Linked DNA regions of Homo sapiens: region 2 is linked to region 1. The links are chromatin loops, found by intact Hi-C in ENCODE. Cell type or tissue: mammary epithelial cell. All regions are shown on one strand. Links, peaks and the distances in the headings refer to the core of each region. The heading gives the core; the rest is flanking DNA.

Region 1 (8,366 bases), core at 1,652-6,651:
GCATCACATAAAGATACAGAGACAAACACGAACAGATACTAAAAGGGAGAGTAAAGAAGAATAATGAATGCAAAAAAGGAACCTACTGAGCTATCAAAGGACAAACTTGTAAGATTCTGAAACTTGTAAGATTCTGCTTTTTCCAGAAACTACTCTAAGAGGAATTGAAAATGGTAAGAGAGGCTTCCGAAAAAAGGATATTAGCTCAACTATACAAGTGAGTGAAAAAAAAACAAATTATATATACAGTTGACAGTAATGCAAAAGAAATGAACAGACCCAAGAAATAGTAGCAGGAAGCTGAATCTGTGATAAAGGTGTAGCATCTTTGACACTTCTGTGGATTTAGATTCTACCATTCATGCTATGTGTTTAGAATTACAGCCTGTGATATCCTGTGAGAGGTACAATGTCCTTCCGTGGGTTTTAGTGGCTCTTTAGAATGGGTAGGAGTAAGACACGTGAGCATCCCAGAGAGGCAAATGCTGTATTTTCATTCCATTGTCATTTATCAAAATGCTTTGGCCAAGGCTGCTGAAAGGAACAACTCCATGTAGACACATGGGAAAATAATTAGGAAGTAAATGTAGGAATAGGTGCTAATTGGAACAGTCTTCCCTATTTCCAATCAGTAAAAGACCTTGGGAAGATTTTGGAAAGGTCTTTGAAGCTATCAACTAGATACTCTAGTATTAGTAAAGGAGTCAGTTCTAAGTTAAGGAATGACTATGGTTGGTTGAGCACTCATTATATCCTTCTGAAATATTCCCTATAGTTCTGATCTGTAGCCTACAAAAATAATACTGTTGGGTGATTAGAAATGTGAGTGGGGTTATTTAGTTTTGAAAGGAATGTGAAGAAATGCAATAGAGGTACACAGCCTATAATAACAGATGATATAGAGCAGAAGCTCTTAGATTTTTTTCCTCTGGCAAAGATAATTTTTGGCATCTGACTAAATTTATAAACCTCTGACATTTTATTCTTAAATTTCATCTTTGTATCAAAGCCAGTGGGATTTTATTTTCAACCTTTACACAGTCTTTAACTTATTATTGCTTTATTTCTGTTACACTGAATATGTCATATTAGTTCAATATGCTGTCTTCAGCCAGAAGTTAGAAAAGGAACAGCAGGAGTAGAGAAAATACAAGAACTTTGGAGTCAGGCAGACCTGGGTTTAAATTTTACCTTGACCACTTATTGTGTGACTTTAAGCAGATTAGTTAACTTGTTTAATTCCTTGTTTTTGCATCTCTAAAATGGGGATTTTTATCACAGATGGTATAGGCTTTTTATGAACATGAAATAAGATGATGTGTCAGAAGTGCCAAGACAGTGCTTGGTACATGGTTTTCTTTTGTTTTGTCTTGTCTTTTTTTTTTTTTTTTTTTTGAGACGGAGTCTTGCTCTGTCGCCCAGGCTGGAGTGCAGTGGTGCGATGCGATCTCGGCTCACTGCAACCTCCGTCTCCCGGGTTCAAGCGATTCTCTGCCTCAGCCTCCTGAGTAGCCAGGATTACAGGTGCCTACTACCACGCCCAGCTAATTTTTGTATTTTTAGTAGAGATGGGGTTTCACCATGTTGGCCACGCTGGTCTTGAACTCCTGACCCCGTGATCCACCCGCCTCGGCCTCTCAAAGTGCTGGAATTACAGGCGTGAGCCACTGCGCCCGTCCTGTTTTTTTCTTTTACCTGTGTCTGGAAACAAGTTCAGATAGTTTTCTTATTACTCACTCTACTCTTCCTGCTGAGGTGCCCATACTTGCAAGTACCTTCAATTTTTTCAGAAAATTCCCCTCCACTTCTGTTTGTAACTTTCTACCCAAGGGACTGTTCCTTTCTCTTTTACCCCTGCGGGGTCATAAGCACCTGTAGTACTATATACTCTCTTTTTAAAGCAAAAAAAAAGGCCAGACCCAGAAAGAAATAACATTAAGAATAACATCTACATTGCTAGGAGAAATGTAGTTTTAACTGATATAGTTAAGTCTTTGCTAATATTTTCAGTCCTTGCAAGTTGCTTATGGAGAATGTTAAGCAAATGATCCCCATTTTTAGGTAAAGGTAGGTATTTTTAAAAAATAGTCCTAGGAAGCTGTGAATGGTTTCCAGGAATTCTAATTACCTGTCTCTGCCAGAGAACTCTTTGACACACTGGATCTCTGAAATTAGTTTCATTGCAGTTTTTATTCTGTCCCAACAAAGGTTGCTTTCCTGGAATAAGTGATATTTCATTACTTACCTTTTGCTTGAAGAGCTGCAGATTGGCTACAAATCTGTTTAAAATACACCAGTGCATTGGACATTCTTTATGTCTGTGTCAGTAAAAATGTATTGAGTGGGGATGTTTGGCTTGGTAAAGACTAAGGCAGACAGACATATATTCTAGTACATGAATGGCGGCACGTTTAAACAAAGCAGTAGATATTTACAATTTTAAAAGTCAGATAAAAATAGAAGTTTTATGATAGATGATAATCTCTACTCTCTGGCTCATCTAATTTGACTGATGCTTCTTTTGTCAACTTTCTCCCATCTGCCTTCCACCTTCCATGGATTTGTTGAAATTTCTTAATCATTAAGGACTCTTGACTCTACTATTCTCTTCCCTGTTTGGGGGAGTTATAATGTTTTACTCATTTATTATCAACAGTGTTTCTCTCAGGGAGTGTGTGGAAGGAAGAGAGAGATATATGTTGTCTTCCTTGACCTGGATGTTCCTCATCCCAAATTTAGTTCAGAAAGTGGTGGTTTTCCTTTATTTAAGTAAATACACACACACACACACACACACACACACACACACACACACACACACACACACACACAGTTACTCTATGTTTATGCCAGGGAAATCGTGGTGTCTCTGCCTTTTTGGAGCTTAGAGTCTAGAGTGGGGATCTAGATAAACATTTGCCTACAGTGCTGTGAGAGAGGTCTTAGAGGGTGTCACTAGGATTGTTTTCTTTGGTTAAGTCAACTGGTTTCAGAACTGGAAATAGAATAAGAACGCCTAAGTTTATTACTGTGAGTCTCAAAATTCCTTTGGCTTCCTCATTGCCTAAATTTTCCTCCTCCCATTATAACACATCTACCATTGTGGCCCAGCTTTCTTCATAGCTGTTCCTTCAGAACAATGGAGGCTTGCTTCTGGGGTTTGACTTTTCTCTTGCCTGAGCTCCCATCATGTTCTAGCCTCCCAGAGCTGGCTAATAGCCGGACCGCTTTCCTTTTATGTTTCTCTCTCTTGTTTCCCAGAGCTTATAAAGTTTTTGGGGCCCATTTTATACTTAAAGTGTGTAATTTATTGTTCTTTCTGGCTCTTGTTCTGCTTCACCTCTTTAGGCCATTTGGCCTTGAACTCTTCACTGTCATAATTTTTAACACTGACCTAATCAGTTGGGAGAATTTCAGATCCAAGACTTGTGTTAAGAATTTGAATACAGCCAGGAGATTCAGGGAGCAGGTGAGGCTAAGTCGCTACCCGGTCCCCTGACCAGCACTTTCTTTGTGGTGATTGAGTAATAGGTCAGTTGAGGATTTTTACTTCCCCTCTCATGGGCTGTTTACTAAGACCACCAATTCTGCAATTGTTGAGAAATGATGGGATCCCTCTGGTGGTGCTCATTTCTTGGGTGATGCCACTTCCACAGCAGTATTTTTTTCCTAAAAGTGTTCTTTCCTGTTAACCTCACTGTAGCAGAACAAACCTTATCAGTGAAGCAGTCACTAGAAATATGCAAAATATTAAGTAGGTCCTAGTTGTCAGAGCTTAAATAATGATAATTGTTTAAAAGATGACTTCACCCACCTCCAAGTTTATACTGTTAACATCAGCTGGAAATTTTCAGTCTAAGAAACATCTCAGGTGATTAAAAGTAACCCTTAGGTCACAGTGAAAGACTCTGGCATGGAACATTTGTTATAACCTGAGGATTATCTCCACATAGATCTTGAGAGATAATGTCTTGTCCTCAATGGTAAGGCGGCATGGGATAGTTGGAATAGCAAGGCTGTAGAATTGGATTGACTTAGGCTTAAAACCTCCTGTCTCAGTTATAAGCTGTGTGACCTTGGCAAGTTTAGGAACCCCTCTGAACCTCTATTTACTGTAATGTGCAAATAAGAAAATCTGTCTCTTAGAGTTGTTGTAAGAATAAAGTGAAATACATGGCATATGAAAGGCGATAAGTGGATATTTGTAAACCAACTTCATAACCTGACTAGCTATAAAAGAAAATATTTAGCTAAGATACTTCCGGCTGTAATAATTCTTGATTCTCTGATTTTATTTGTATAAAATTAATAAAATATGTATTTTAAAGATAACTATATAACTACAGAGTTCTTGGTTGTCATGAATTACTGCTTGCTAAATCCCCTTTGCTGGACATGTCAATTTAGAGAACCAATGGAGAAGGCTTTATACCAGATAGTGCTTGTAGTTCTCTGATCTAAGTCCGTTTCATTATTTCAGTCTTTCCAGACTCTCCTGGGGCTTATGAAGCTGAGTCACCATCCCCACCTCCTCCTCCGTCTCCACCTCTTGAACCAGTGCCAAAGACTGAGCCTGAACCTCCTTCTGTCAAGGTAAAATTATACTGGGATTCTTGCATGTCCATGCATCCTTTGTGTCTTAAGGACCTACAACCACTATGCTAAATTAGTTCCCTTGCTGTATACTTCACAAATGCCAGTAGATGGCTCTTGTCTCATTCTGCTGTCCTACAGGTTGTACAGAATGGGCGTTCCCTCCATTCTTACCTGAAGGGAGATTTTGCTAGTGGGTATAGTCTCAGGAACGTTGCAGAGGTGGAACCTGGGAGCTGTTCTGTTTTCATGACCTTCAGCATCTCTGCTGTGCTGTACAGCTCCTGTTAGAATGGTGTAAAAAGAGATCCCCCCTGCATCAGAGCAACACGTGAAAGACAGAGGGGAACAAACAACTTAACACACGTTTGTTGCTCTTCAGAAGCAATTCTGGAAAAGGGCTGGATGGGAAAACTGTCAACCAAAGGGGAAATATAGCTTTGAACGCTCTTCAGCTGCATCTTATCTACACCTATTAGTGTAGATAATGAAGAGTTGAAAAAATAGTCGCTGACAATTTTTTTTTCCTTTGTGGCTGTTAGTTTTTCTTAATTCATTGTGTTAAGACCATCATTTAAATCTTACGCTGATTTCCTCATTAGCTGAAGAGAAAATGGGACGAAAGAGACCAGTGGAGATAAAAGGAAGTTGATACTAGTAATACCTATTTTGAGACTAAATTAGATAGCTATAATGTTGAAGTGTCAAGGCTGGCCAGGCGTGTTGGCTCACACCTGTAATCCCAGCACTTTGGAAGGCTGAGGTGGGCAGAATGCCTGAGTCCAGGAGTTTGAGACCTGGGCAACACAGGGAGACTTTGTCTCTACTTTAAAAATATCTGGGCATGGTGGCACATGCCTTTTAGTTTCAGCTACTTGGGAGGCTGAGGTAGGATGATCATTTGAGCCCAGGAGTTGGACTGTTGCAGTGAGTTATGATTGCACTTCTGCATTCCAGCCTGGGCAACAGAGCCAGAACTTGTCTCTAAAAAACAAACAAACAAAAAAAGAAGACAAGAAATGTGAAGGCTGACATAGCAAGTATCTACAGCAAGGGCATATGCCACAGAAATCCCTGGTGTGGTTTAGGGGCCATCCCTGTGTACTCCCATAATATCTGTCTCAGCCCTCACTACACTGTATTGCAGTGGTCTGCTTTCCTTCTCTCTCTCCTCCACTAAGGTCCTTATCCTATATGTCTTTTTAACCATGCTGCCTGCACTACCCAACAATAGTTTATTGACTGAATGAACAGAACACAGTTCTTTCTTCAGCATGCTACTTTCCTTCTTATGAACAATGAAGTATCAAGCCTGTGTATATAGTGGGCGTAACTTGTCTGTGTGATGGGGTTGGTTCTCTAAAACTAATGTAGAGTTTCTCTTTCAACTTTTTATCATAATGGAGTATTGGAGAGTGATTAGTATAGATTTAAAAGCTTTTGTTATTTTTCTGTATAACATAATTGATCCAGCTTAACATTGTATCCTCTGACCTTTTAGAGCTCAAGTGGAGAAAACAAAAGAAAACGAAAACGCGTACTAAAATCTAAAACTTACCTGGATGGGGAAGGCTGCATAGGTAAGACAAATATTTGGCTCCAAATCCAGAGATAGAATCTCTTATTACCACAGAGGCACCATAATCCCTTTTAGAACAGGTACATCTCAAACTTTAATTTACATGTGAATCATGCCCAAGTGGTACTGATGCTGTTTGTCTATGGCATACACTTTGTGTAGCAGAGTGTAAGTCAGAACACCTAGGTTCTTGTTTAGGTCATAGACTATAAAAATAAGCACTGAGATCTTGGCTAAAAGTTATGTCGTCCCTGGTGAAGAGTTTCTTATCTATGGAATATCTATTTTGCCTAAATGTGCAGTTATGAAGATTCAGGTGGCATAAATATATCCAAAAACAAGATGGAAACCACAGTATGGGCTTAAGATGTTATCATAGACATTGAGAAGCTTTTTTTTTTCTAGAATATTTGTTTTTATAAATTTGAACAGTGGAAAAGAAGCTACAGATGATTAGACTGTAATCAAGAGTCATCTTTGGTATTTGGTTCCATTTGTTCTTCAGAAGGGTATGACTCATCGAGATTGCTTCCTTTATGTTTCCTATTTGTAAGCCATGTTAGGTAAAAGCATGTGCTTGTTATGAAGGCCTAGGGAGGAATTAGAGTTCAGGCTTTGAGTCATTGGCTAGTTCTTCAGCCATGTTTTAGCTTCTTCTACCCTTTCCATAATCACACTAGACTTCTGTGGAGCTTTTAAGATTTAGCACTTGAGGTTTGATGGGATGCTCAGATCCTGGTACTGTATTTTTGTGTTTGAAAAGAGTTGTGGGTTTAGGCTCTTACCTTTGTTAGTTGGATAGCCCATGGTTGTCATTTTGCCTTTTGTGGCACCTGCTACAGCTTGGATCTTCAGAGAAGATTATTTTCCCTGTTACTGATTTTTTTTTTTCCTAGTTCAGACTTGTTTTGAAAAGATTGGCTCTGAAGAATCAACCTTTCCAGGTTCTTAAAACTAGTGAAGACATTTTGTCATCTGTGCTCCCTGTCCCACTATTCCCCACCTCCCAGTCCTCTGAAAAGGCCTCTGCCATTTTAATTGTAACATGTGATTGGGGAGTAAAATTCTTTACGTGTGGAAATTCTGTCTTTTCAGTGCCAAATTTCTTGTGAACCTGTGAATTCTGGACTTTGAATGGGTTTTTTTTTTTCTTTTTCTTCCTTTTTTTTTTTTTTTTGGCTTTCAGTCTTTTAATAGTTGCCATTTTCAAGCCTCTTGGTTTGGCCATGGGTGATAATATATGTGTTTACTGTTGAATTTCTTAATTCAACAGTGCATTTTTTAAATTTAAGAGGACAAAAACATTGGTGCCAGTTTTTTCCTCCTCTTTCTGCCCCAAAAGAAAAAAGTCAAACGTCTTTGTGAGAGTGAGAGTTCATTGGGAATTTGTGGGTAATTATTTATTGCTTTGTTTAAAATATAGTACTCGAGTTTTGGCCAGGTGTGTGATGTGGACTTTTTTGCACTCCTGTCTCCAGACAGGACTGTTAAGAGCCTTGGATGCAGCAGTGAAAACTGTGCTCACATTGCACTTTTTTTTTTTTTTTTAAAGGTTTTTGGTCCAAGCTCAACCTAATGAATCTTGGCTTTGGTTACCAACAAAGGAGTTCTGCTTTCCTCTCTCTGCTCAGACTGTTCCAAATGTACCAGCATAGGGGGCTTGCCCTGTCCTGTGCTGGATCAGATTTGTTCTATGGGTTTAGAAAGCTCATCTTTCTCTCTTTGTGACTTTGCAGCAGAAATTGGGTAGTTGGGCCCCTGAGATAAGTTTGGAGTAGACTTCTGGACAAGGGAATGGGTTTCTAAGAGCAAAGCAGTTAAGTGGAAAAGAAATCTGATGTTACCCACGAAAACCAGGTTTGTTTGCCTTTTTTTAATGGCAACCCAGAAAAGTGGCATGTTGTTCAGCTAAAATAAAGGCCCTATATTTTTAATGGAGACCTCCTTTTTTCTGGGGTTTGCGGTAGCTACAGCTTTGAATATAGAAATATTCCTTTTAGTTCTTACAGTATACTGAATATGCTGCTAAAGAAATTTTGTTGGTGCTGCCCTGACTGTTTTTTAACTCCCCTGAGCAATGTCTCACACAAAATTGGCAATGAGACAGCCATTGATTTCATTAATAAGTAATGAAATAATGAGCTAATTGATGCTGAAGTATAATGTAGACATGCTGCCATTTGAGTACAGAATA
Region 2 (5,000 bases), core at 1-5,000, 240 kb after region 1:
ATAAAATACCATCAGGAAATTAACAAGTTATTATCCTCAGTTTTCCTTCCACGAGAGGTAGCAGTGATGCATTGTAGGACATCAGAAGGGAGCAGATGAAGTAGCCTAAGGAAACAAGTTAGCTGATGAGGCAGCCAAGTCAGCAGCAAGTCAGCCTCAGGGCCTCAATGCACCTGAAGCCCCCTCTAATCTGGGAAGGCTCCATAAGAGAAATTAAGTCTCAGTACTCCCCTGCAGAGGCAGAGTGGGCCACTTCTCAAGGGTATACTTTTCAGCTCTCAGGATGGCTACAGTAAGAGGACGGCAAACTCCACTTGCCAGCCTCCCGCCAGTGGAAAGTCCTTAAGATCCTTCATCAAGCTTTTCACTTGGGAAAGGATAAAACTTATCAGTGTGCCCAGAGATTTTTCAGGAGAGAACTTAATAACAGTCAAGCAGCTTGTTAGTGCTTGTGAAGTCTGTCTTAAAAATAATCCCTTTGGCTGGGCACGGTGGCTCACACCTGTAATCCCAGCACTTTGGCGGGTGGATCACTTGACATCAGGAGTTCGAGACCAGCCTGGCCAACATTGCAAAACCCCATCTCTACTAATAATACAAAGAAATTAACCAGATGTGGTGGTGCACGCCTGTAATCCCGGTTACTTGGGAGGCTGAGGCACGATAATTGCTTTAACACAGGAGGTGGAGGTTGCAGTGAGCTGAGATCACACCACTACACTGAAGCCTGAGCAACAGAGTGAAACTGTGTCTCAAAATAATAATAATCCCCTTAACAGGCATCTCCTTCCTCCTCAAACCTAAAGGATGGGAAGCCATCCAGGGAAGGACTGGCAGATAGACTTCACCCACGTGCCAAAGAAGAAGGACATCCAATACATCCTGGTATGGGTAGATACTTTCACTAACTGGATAGAAGCATTTCCATGCTGTACAGAAAAGGCCTCCAAGGTAATAAAAGTGTTTGTTACTTAATGAAATAACTCCCCACTTTAGTCTACCTAAGTGCCTTCAAGGTCACAATGGCCCCTTGCTTAAGACAGCTGTCACATAAGGGGTCACAAAGGCACTAGGCATACAGTATCATCTCCATTGTGCTTGGAGACCCCAGTCCTCAGGAAAGGTAGAGAAGACAAACGATATTATCAAAAGACATCTCAGAAAACTGTTCCAAGAAACTAACCTTCCTTGGGTCACTCTTCTTCCCATGGCTTTACTGTGGGTAAGAAATACCCCTTCAAAGTTAGGTCTGACCCCGTTTTAAATGCTGTATTAACAGCCTTTCCTTACAAGTGACTTTCTATTAGACCAAGACACCTCTAAATTGGTTAAGCATGTAACCTCCCTAGCTCACTTCCAACAGGAATTAACACAACTAGCAGAAGCCCAACCCCCCAAAATAGGACCATCATTATTTAACCCAGGATATGTGGTATTAATAAAGACTCTGCCCTCTGTCTCCCTACCTAAGCCCAAGTTAGGAAGGGCCCTACACTGTTCTTTCAACCCCTCAGCGATAAAAGTCACAGGAATGGACTCCTGGATGCATCACTCAAGTCAAAGCCTGGAAACCTGAGAGAGAGAGCAACCCCAGACAGCCCAGAGGAATGTCCTGGATATCCATGTGAAGAAATAGGAGATCTTAAGCTGAAAATCATAAAAGATAAGTAAATGAGTAAGGGCTATTCATCCTACTCAGTCCCACTCCTACCTTATCAGATACTTTCAGTTATTTCTACTTTTCCTCTCGAGATTCGCTGTGAGATACTAGAACTTCTTTTTGATGCATACTTGTGGGAAGATTTTGATTATCCATGAGATTACAGTTGTAACTTCATAGACTCCCAAAGGGAAATTCTTGGTGAGTAAAATTTAAGATGGAAATTATCTACTACACCACCCTTGTGTAAATTGTTATACTTACTCTGCTATTTGCAGTAGGACTATATACTGTGGTACCTGCAATGTAGAATTCTGGATGGAATATTCTAATTGCTGTAATATTCTGCCTAATTTTTACAACAGGATTAATAATTACAGGAAAGATTTAGCCAAGGTTAACACTAAAGTTACTCTAGCCACCCAATAATGTGTTCCTCCCAATCACATCACAAGTCATAAAAGATAGCCCAGGCCTACAATTATCTTCTAATGGCAAGTCAAGGGGGAATATATGTTTTTTTTCAAAGAAAAATGTTGCTTTTATATTACACTTCTGGTAAAGTACAGCGACATCTGGTGGAGGCAACTAGTATTACAACCCATCAAATGGCTATCAGGTATCAAACTCTACTGTCATGGTTATAGCCTATAGTACTCCCACTAATAATGGGATTCTTTTTTTTTATTTTTTATTTTATTATACTTTAAGTTTTAGGGTACATGTGCACATTGTGCAGGTTAGTTACATATGTATACATGTGCCATGCTGGTGCGCTGCACCCACTAACTTGTCATCTAGCATTAGGTATATCTCCCGATGCTATCCCTCCCCCCTCCCCCCACCCCACAACAGTCCCCAGAGTGTGATATTCCCCTTCCTGTGTCCATGTGATCTCATTGTTCAATTCCCACCTATGAGTGAGAATATGCGGTGTTTGGTTTTCTGTTCTTGCGATAGTTTACTGAGAATGATGATTTCCAATTTCATCCATGTCCCTACAAAGGACATGAACTCATCATTTTTTATGGCTGCATAGTATTCTATGGTGTTTATGTGCCACATTTTCTTAATCCAGTCTATCATTGTTGGACATTTGGGTTGGTTCCAAGTCTTTGCTATTGTGAATAATGCTGCAATAAACATACGTGTGCATGTGTCTTTATAGCAGCATGATTTATAATCCTTTGGGTATATACCCAGTAATGGGATGGCTGGGTCAAATGGTATTTCCAGTTCTAGATCCCTGAGGAATCACCACACTGACTTCCACAATGGTTGAACTAGTTTACAGTCCCACCAACAGTGTAAAAGTGTTCCTATTTCTCCACATCCTCTCCAGCACCTGTTGTTTCCTGACTTTTTAATGATTGCCATTCTAACTGGTATGAGATGGTATCTCATTGTGGTTTTGATTTGCATTTCTCTGATGGCCAGTGATGATGAGCATTTTTTCATGTGTTTTTTGGCTGCATAAATGTCTTCTTTTGAGAAGTGTCTGTTCATATCCTTTGCCCACTTTTTGATGGGGTTGTTTGTTTTTTTCTTGTAAATTTGTTTGAGTTCATTGTAGATTCTGGATATTAGCCCTTTGTCAGAGGAGTAGGTTGTGAAAATTTTCTCCCATTTTGTAGGTTGCCTGTTCACTCTGATGGTAGTTTCTTTTGCTGTGCAGAAGCTCTTTAGTTTAATCAGATCCCATTTGTCAGTTTTGGCTTTTGTTGCCATTGCTTTTGGTGTTTTAGACATGAAGTCCTTGCCCCTGCCTGTGTCCTGAATGGTAATGCCTAGGTTTTCTTCTAGGGTTTTTATGGTTTTAGGTCTAACGTTTAAGTCTTTAATCCATCTTGAATTGATTTTTGTATAAGGTGTAAGGAAGGGATCCAGTTTCAGCTTTCTACATATGGCTAGCCAGTTTTCCCAGCACCATTTATTAAATAGGGAATCCTTTCCCCATTGCTTGTTTTTCTCAGGTTTGTCAAAGATCAGATAGTTGTAGATATGCGGCATTATTTCTGAGGGCTCTGTTCTGTTCCATTGGTCTATATCTCTGTTTTGGTACCAGTACCATGCTGTTTTGGTTACTGTAGCCTTATAGTATAGTTTGAAGTCAGGTAGTGTGATGCCTCCAGCTTTGTTCTTTTGGCTTAGGATTGACTTGGCGATGTGGGTTCTTTTTTGGTTCCATATGAACTTTAAAGTAGTTTTTTCCAATTCTGTGAAGAAAGTCATTGGTAGCTTGATGGGGATGGCATTGAATCTGTAAATTACCTTGGGCAGTATGGCCATTTTCACGATATTGATTCTTCCTACCCATGAGCATGGAATGTTCTTCCATTTGTTTGTATCCTCTTTTATTTCCTTGAGCAGTGGTTTGTAGTTCTCCTTGGAGAGGTCCTTCACATCCCTTGTAAGTTGGATTCCTAGGTATTTTATTCTCTTTGAAGCAATTGTGAATGGGAGTTCACTCATGATTTGGCTCTCTGTTTGTCTGTTGTTGGTGTATAAGAATGCTTGTGATTTTTGTACATTGACTTTGTATCCTGAGACTTTGCTGAAGTTGCTTATCAGCTTAAGGAGATTTTGGGCTGAGACAATGGGGTTTTCTAGATATACAATTATGTTGTCTGCAAAGAGGGACAATTTGACTTCCTCTTTTCCTAATTGAATACCCTTTATTTCCTTCTCCTGCCTAATTGCCCTGGCCAGAACTTCCAACACTGTGTTGAATAGGAGTGGTGAGAGAGGGCATCCCTGTCTTGTGCCAGTTTTCAAAGGGAATGCTTCCAGTTTCTGCCCATTCAGTATGATATTGGCTGTGGGTTTGTCATAGATAGCTCTTATTATTTTGAAATACGTCCCATCAATACCTAATTTACTGAGAGTTTTTAGCATGGAGGGTTGTTGAATTTTGTCAAAGGCTTTTTCTGCATCTGTTGAGATAATCATGTGGTTTTTGTCTTTGGCTCTGTTTATATGCTGGATTACATTTATTGATTTGCGTATATTGAACCAGCCTTGCATCCCAGGGATGAAGCCCACTTGATCATGGTGGATAAGCTTTTTGATGTGCTGCTGGATTCGTTTTGTCAGTATTTTATTGAGGATTTTTGCATCAATGTTCATCAAAGATATGGGTCTAAAATTCTCTTTTTTTGCTGTGTCTCTGCCTGGCTTTGGTATCAGAATGATGCTGGCCTCATAAAATGAGTTAGGGAGGATTCCCTCTTTTTCTATTGATTGGAATAGTTTCAGAAGGAATGGTACTAGTTCCTCCTTGTACCTCTGGTAGAATTCGGCTGTGAATCCATCTGGTCCTGGACTCTTTTTGGTTGGTAAG

What was found. Hi-C counts contacts between places; a loop is a spot of excess contacts. Peaks named below come from ENCODE experiments on the same cell type or tissue, not always from the same donor. Only the 100,000 strongest peaks of a DNase experiment are listed, where the experiment ranks them.
Region 2: it touches region 1 in a loop (2.8-fold over the local background); 2 of 110 quality-filtered maps call a loop at or near these places.

What each region holds. Positions count from the first base shown.
Region 1 is chr11:74,630,103-74,638,468 of GRCh38, forward strand. POLD3 (DNA polymerase delta 3, accessory subunit) reads left to right here. Exons shown (of 12, transcript NM_006591.3): 10 at 4,481-4,593; 11 at 6,095-6,173. Among named protein-coding and RNA genes, the nearest start is that of POLD3, 42 kb to the left of the region's middle. In mammary epithelial cell, for the core only: a CTCF peak has its summit at 4,712 (motif pointing right); DNase peaks (open chromatin) are centred at 1,739 and 4,579; H3K27ac peaks cover 1,469 bases.
Region 2 is chr11:74,875,117-74,880,116 of GRCh38, forward strand. The region is part of intron 10 of XRRA1 (X-ray radiation resistance associated 1); the gene reads right to left. Among named protein-coding and RNA genes, the nearest start is that of XRRA1, 71 kb to the right of the region's middle. In mammary epithelial cell, for the core only: a CTCF peak has its summit at 2,238 (motif pointing left); no DNase peak of the experiment used is centred there.